Regions from separate parts of the Homo sapiens genome. Here region 1 is linked to region 2. The links are chromatin contacts, found by Hi-C or POLR2A ChIA-PET in ENCODE. All regions are on one chromosome and are shown on one strand. The core of a region is the stretch at or near the end of the contact, and the rest is flanking DNA. Distances in the headings are between cores, read along the strand shown. Region 1 overlaps CD160 (CD160 molecule). Region 2 overlaps RNF115 (ring finger protein 115).

Evidence for each region. A loop is a pair of places that touch in the nucleus more often than their neighbours do. ChIA-PET counts read pairs that join two places held with the same protein, here RNA polymerase II (POLR2A). Pooled maps may share reads with other maps.
Region 1: a map of PC-3 shows a loop between it and region 2 (7-fold over the local background). The contact joins two enhancer-like sites. A Hi-C loop is called at or near these places in 8 of 168 maps with a recorded cell type or tissue (Calu3, GM12878, HL-60/S4 and 5 more), 2 of 37 single-sample maps with no recorded cell type and 4 of 50 pooled maps. POLR2A ChIA-PET finds 5 or more read pairs at or near these places in 15 of 52 experiments (AG04449, AG04450, B cell and 12 more).

Annotation. Positions count from the first base shown.
Region 1 is chr1:145,738,924-145,741,623 of GRCh38, reverse strand. It overlaps CD160 (CD160 molecule), which reads right to left. Exons shown (of 6, transcript NM_007053.4): 6 at 2,336-2,700. It overlaps RNF115 (ring finger protein 115), which reads left to right. Exons shown (of 9, transcript NM_014455.4): 9 at 1-2,700. Among named protein-coding and RNA genes, the nearest start is that of CD160, 21 kb to the right of the region's middle. Within about 2 kb of position 1,268, at least 2 of the 41 ENCODE cell types and tissues checked have a DNase peak (open chromatin) inside an H3K27ac peak, as active enhancers do; they include PC-3, where a contact is called at or near this core.
Region 2 is chr1:145,781,057-145,784,053 of GRCh38, reverse strand. The region is part of intron 3 of RNF115 (ring finger protein 115); the gene reads left to right. Among named protein-coding and RNA genes, the nearest start is that of RNF115, 42 kb to the left of the region's middle. Within about 2 kb of position 1,518, at least 8 of the 41 ENCODE cell types and tissues checked have a DNase peak (open chromatin) inside an H3K27ac peak, as active enhancers do; they include PC-3, where a contact is called at or near this core.

The DNA of each region.
Region 1 (2,700 bases), core at 19-2,518, 42 kb after region 2:
GTAGGTTCTGTCACAGTAAGATGGAGGAAAACTTTGATGGGGTAAGTATCACAAGTGGCTGTCCTATAGGGGGAAATCCTAGCCTGCAGTAATGTCAGTGTCTCAGTATTCAGCCAGCGAGCCACTGAGCTGCTCCAGGGGTTTAAAATAGAATGCATAGAATACAATGTATACAGCTGGTGATGCTTTCCAGGATCAAAATAGAGCCCTTGTCTGATCCCATTGACATTGTAAGGTTTCGATCTCTCATACCTGCCACAGACAAGTACATTGTAGGCATTCAACTTTTAAGGTTTTATACATGCAAACTTTATGTTTTCCTGCCACACTACACTTGGTGTCCACAGAAGTGTAGTTTGTATGTTGCCTCTTCTTCCTCTTTCAACCAGAACACTTAGATCTGTGATCATAGGATGTAAGCCTGTGATTCTTTACTTTTTCTAATAAGAAATACAATTTTCAAGATCCAAAAATTATTAGATTCTTGGCTGGGCATTGTGGCTCATGCCTGTAATCTCAGCATTTTGGAAGGCTGAGGCAGGCAGATCACTTGAGGTCAGGAGTTTGAGACCAGCCTGGGCAGCACAATAAAACACCATGTCTACTAAAAATACAAAAATTAGCCAGGTGTGGTGGCATGCACCTGTAGTCCCAGCTACTTGGGAGGCTGAGGAGGGAGAATCGTTTGAACCAAGGAGGCAGAGGTTGTAGTGAGCCAAGATTGTGCCACTGCACTCCAGGGCAACAGAGAGAGACCCTGTCTCAAAACAAAAACCCCCAAATTATTAGATTCCCTTCCAACAACTTGATAGCCATATTATTAGTATTTTTGATTAAAGAATACATAACAAAAAGCTGCTATGATTTCAGTAATGCTTTTAAGTTAATTTATTAGTCACACCAGAATCTACATCCAATTGAAATATATACAAATATTTGAAAGATATTTATTCAGGCTGAAGATTATGGTATATAGATTCCTTCTGATAACCTCATGGCCTCACAGGTTCAAAACCCGTGTTTGTGAATCACTCATACAGATTGGGGCTAAGATGCGTGTCCAGAAAACCACCTATTATGCATGAAAATTTGTAGGCTTATTTGAAGGCAATTGTATCAACACATTTTGAAAGCCAAGACACAAGTATTTTAAGTTTCTGTTTAACCAAGTCTCGAGATAAGCAGAGTAAATAAACTCTTTAGAAGCAAGACTCAGTTGGTATGTACAAAGTGGGATTGCTTTGTATATATTCCGCTTAGTTTGAGTCAGAGCTAGTAATCTGATGCTCTTAAATGTCTTCATAAACTTGGGCAGTGATGTTTCCTTTCTGTGATTATGTGTCACAGATTTTTATATGTGGACTATAATTAGTATAGTACAATGGCTGAAACTTTTCCTATAGTTGGATATATCTTCTGAGACTTCCAGTGATTGTATAATGTTGAGTAGCTCCAGAAGATTATTTGAATAGTAAAAACAAAAGACATCTCTACCTATGTGAGTTTATTATTTAGTTAGAAACACAGAACTAACTATTTAAAACAGGTAGAGAAAGATTAAGATGAATGTGATGTAGTGGAGAAAGCTTTGGAGACTTTGGAGTCAGAACTCAAATGGCTCTAGGTCCCAAATCCAGACTCTCATTTTGATTCTCAGAACAATTCTGTGGAAAGAGAAGATACAATAGGCAATATCCCTTTTTACAGATAGGTAAACAGAAATAGCATCTCAAAACCTCATTTGCACTGGGTGAGGTGGCTCACGCCTGTAATCCCAGCACTTTGGGAGGCTGAGGCGGGTGGATCACTTGAGGTCAGGAGTTTGAGACCAGCCTGGCCAACATGGTGAAACCCCGTCTCTACCAAAAACACAAAAATTAGCCAGGCATGGTGGTGCATGCCTGTAATCCCAGCTACTTGGGAGACTGAGGCAGGAGAATTGCTTGAACCCGGGAGGTGGAGGTTGCAGTGAGCTGAGATCATGCCACTGCACTCCAGCCTGGGCAACAGAGTGAGACTCCGTCTCAAAAAAAAAAAAAAAAAATTCATTTGCCCAATGACAAATAGCTGGTATGTTGCAGAGCCAGAATTTGAATCCAGGTCTTTTTGCCTCCATGGCTAGTCCTTTTATCTCCATGGGATACAGTCTAAAATCCTTAGTTTGAGGTTCAAGACTATCACTAATAAGAGTCTTACTCATCTACTTCAGCCATATCTCTTTCCGTTCCCACAAACCTTAGCTCCCACATTTGGCAGGTCCTTGCCAAGGAGCACAGGTAAAGTGTCTCTTTCCTTTTAATGGCTCACCATGGAGCTGTAGCTAAATTTCTGTGCTCTTACCCCTTTATTCATGTAGTTCCTCCTATCAGGAATATCCTGCCCACTCTCTGCTTAACTATGACAAGAGGTCATCTGTCCAAAGAGAAAGAAGAGAGTTTGTGGATTTAGGAGAAAAGAAAAGACTCCAAATACTGCTATGGGCATTTATTTAAAAAGAGAAATGACCAAAGAGGTTAACAAGTATTTAGATGAAGCTGGGCAGTTGTAGTCTGTGGTGCTCTTGGTCTGCACAAATCTTCCTCTTCCTCCAGCAGTGCTGTATGGATGTTGTTGAATGTTGAGGTCTGTCTGCATTTTCTCATTTTCATGCCAAGTCAATCACTGGATCTGGCTGTCTTCCTTTCTGTCCTACCTATCTTT
Region 2 (2,997 bases), core at 269-2,768:
TTACTTGCCTTTCAGATCCCAAGATGGGGTCTGTAAATAATTTCTATATCTTCTTATAATGTGGCGTCCATATTTTTTGGGAAAAACAAATCTTAACTGTGATTTGAAAACAGGGCATTAGTCTTCATTCTTGAATACCATTTTATATTGAATCCAGAGTAATTTTCTTTTTTCACTTCGTCCATTGACCTAAAGTCTCTTTAGTTGTGTTTTTTTTTTTTAAAAAAAGAAACCATTGTAACTGTTCTTAAGTGTATAATTCAGTGGCATTAATACTCTTTGTTTTTAATCATTTAGAGACTACAACCCAGAAGGTACCAGTCAGCCTATAAAAAACACTGACGTTTTTCTTTTGCTTGTTTGTATGTGTACCCTATATTGCCATACAACTTGTTCAGCTCTAGAAAGCTGACAGATGCTAAAAGGAAGAAATAAGTTAAATCCCATAATCAGGATTTCTTTATGTTTTAGGATCACATTAGCCTTTTCCAGAGATAGCCGAAGTGCCTAGAGAGATAGCAAAATATTTCACTGTTTTGTATGTAAATTGAAATTGTACTAGTAGTATATTTGAAAAGTGATATTTAATAAGAAGCCTGTAAAACCCTAAGCTTCTCTCCCTTATTATTTGAAAATTATTTTAAGACCTGTAGCCCCCACATTTTGATGTTGTTAGATTTATCAACATTGTCTGGGTAATGGTCCTGTTCTATTTAGGGTGGTTTTTCTGCTTATGGTCTGTGCTACTTCTTAATATACAGTATTAAGAGTTTTGGTTAACTCTGAACTGCCCGGGTTGATTAGAGTGATTCCAGACAGATCGTGTTTTGAACTTGCATTTTTATTTTCCCATTTTAATGGATTGAAAAACATTATTTAATATGTGTTCTGGGCCAGGCACAGTGGCTCACGCCTGTAATCGCAACACTTTGGGAGGCCGAGGTGAGCAGATCACCTGAGGTCTGGAGTTCGAGACCAGCCTAGCCAACATGGTGAAACCCCATCTCTACTAAAAATACAATAAATTAGCTGGGCATGGTGGCATGAGCCTGTAATCCTAGCTACATGGTAGGCTGAGACACGAGAATCGCTTGAACCCGGGAGGCAGAGGTTGAGGTGAGTCGAGATCGCACTACTGCACTCCAGCCTGGGTGACAGAGCGAGACTCCATCTCAAAAAAGTAAAATACAATAAAATGTATTCTGTTTGCCAGTCCTGGAAGCCTTTATGATTTCAGTATTCTTTCCTCTTGTGTGTGCTATTTGTGATAACACAGATTGTCACTTACTGATTAGGCATATGCAGAAGAAGAAATTTCATTTGATTTTTCTTTAGTGTTCTCTTTTAGGTAATGGAAATAGATCGGTCTGCCAATTTTGTAGGTATGACTCACCAGAAAGAGATGCATTGAGTAAGAAGAAAAACAAATATATGTAGTCAGTTTCCTAACTTTAGTAATGCTAAATCCAACACTGATGGCATGAGTTATCCTTCAGGTGTTAAAGTATTTTTGCTGATTCATAGCTTGTAACTTCGTGTTCTTTAGATGTTGCCAGGGATTTTTAATAAATTAGCTAAGAAGTGTGTGTGTGTGTGTTTTTAAGAGATGGGGCCTTATTGCCCAGGCTGGACTCGAACTTCTGAGCTTAAGTGATCCTCCCACCTCAGGTTCCCTAGTAGCTGGGATTACAGGCAGGTGTCACTGTGCCTGGCTGAAAGTATATACTGAATGTTTCATACATAGCACTCTCCTAGAAATAGGGGCAGGAAGTAAATGTCATGGTTGCCTTGCCTGAAAGGAACTTAATTTTGTTGTGGAGCAAGTGCAAACACTTAAGAAAACAAGGAAGGCTGGGCGTGGTGGCTTACGCTTGTAATCCCAGCACTTTGGGAGGCCGAGGCAGGTGGATCACGGGAGGTTGGGAGTTCAAGACCAGCCTGGCCAACATGGTGAAACCCCATCTCTACTAAAAAATACAAAAAATTAGCCAGGCATGGTGGTGGGCGCCTGTAATTCCAGCTACTTGGGAGGCTGAGGCAGGAGAATTGCTTGAACCCAGAAGGCGGAGGTTGCAGTGAGCGGAGATTGCACCACTGGACTCCAGCCTGGGCAATAAGAGTGAAACTCTTATCTCCAAAAAAAAAAAAAAAAAGGAAAAGTGTACAGAGTATAATAAATTTATTCTGGGGTATATGTAACAAGTATAGTAGAAGGAAGAGTTAAGGTGGGCCAGGGTCTTGAGGAGAGGTCATATAACAGTGATTAAGAACACAGCCTCTGGAACCAGATTGCCTGAGCTCAAATCCTGTGTCTGCCACTTATTGGCTGTGTAATCTGGGCAAAGTTACTTAGAATCTCTCAGTGCCTCTCTTGTCCTTGTCTGTAAATTGGGAAATAATCATCCTTCCCTCATAGGGATGTTACGAGGATTAAATGAGTTAATACATGCTAGGTGTGTAGACCGCAATGTGCCTACCATCTAGTGAGTGCTTGATACATTTTAGCCATTATTAAGACTTCATAGTGAAGTTAGAACTTGCACTGGAGCCTTGAAGAGTAGGTGGAATTTAGATAAGCAAAGATGTGAAAATTATCTCAAAATAGTATTCATAAGCTATAAGGTTTTATGCTCATGTCCCTGAAGAAAAAACTTAGAAATAAAATTATATATAGAAACTAAAGTTGTTTTTCTTTTCCCTGCTTTAGTTGGTAATTTCGGCAAAGACTTATGCTCAGTTTTGCTCTATTTTTCTTTAGCTGGAGCTGCTTGTACAATGAAGTGGTTATTTTCTATAAGTAACATTTACTGATAGCTGAATTCTTAAAATACTGTCTATATTAGAAGAGGCTTATTCCAAGAAAATTTCTGTCAAAATCAGTATTGACTTTTTTTTAAAAAAATGAGACTGGGGTAGGAGATAAGAGACTAATGGGATAGAGAGAAGGTAGGGGAGGGTTGCCAGTTACATGGGAGCAGTGTTTGAATAATGTGTGAG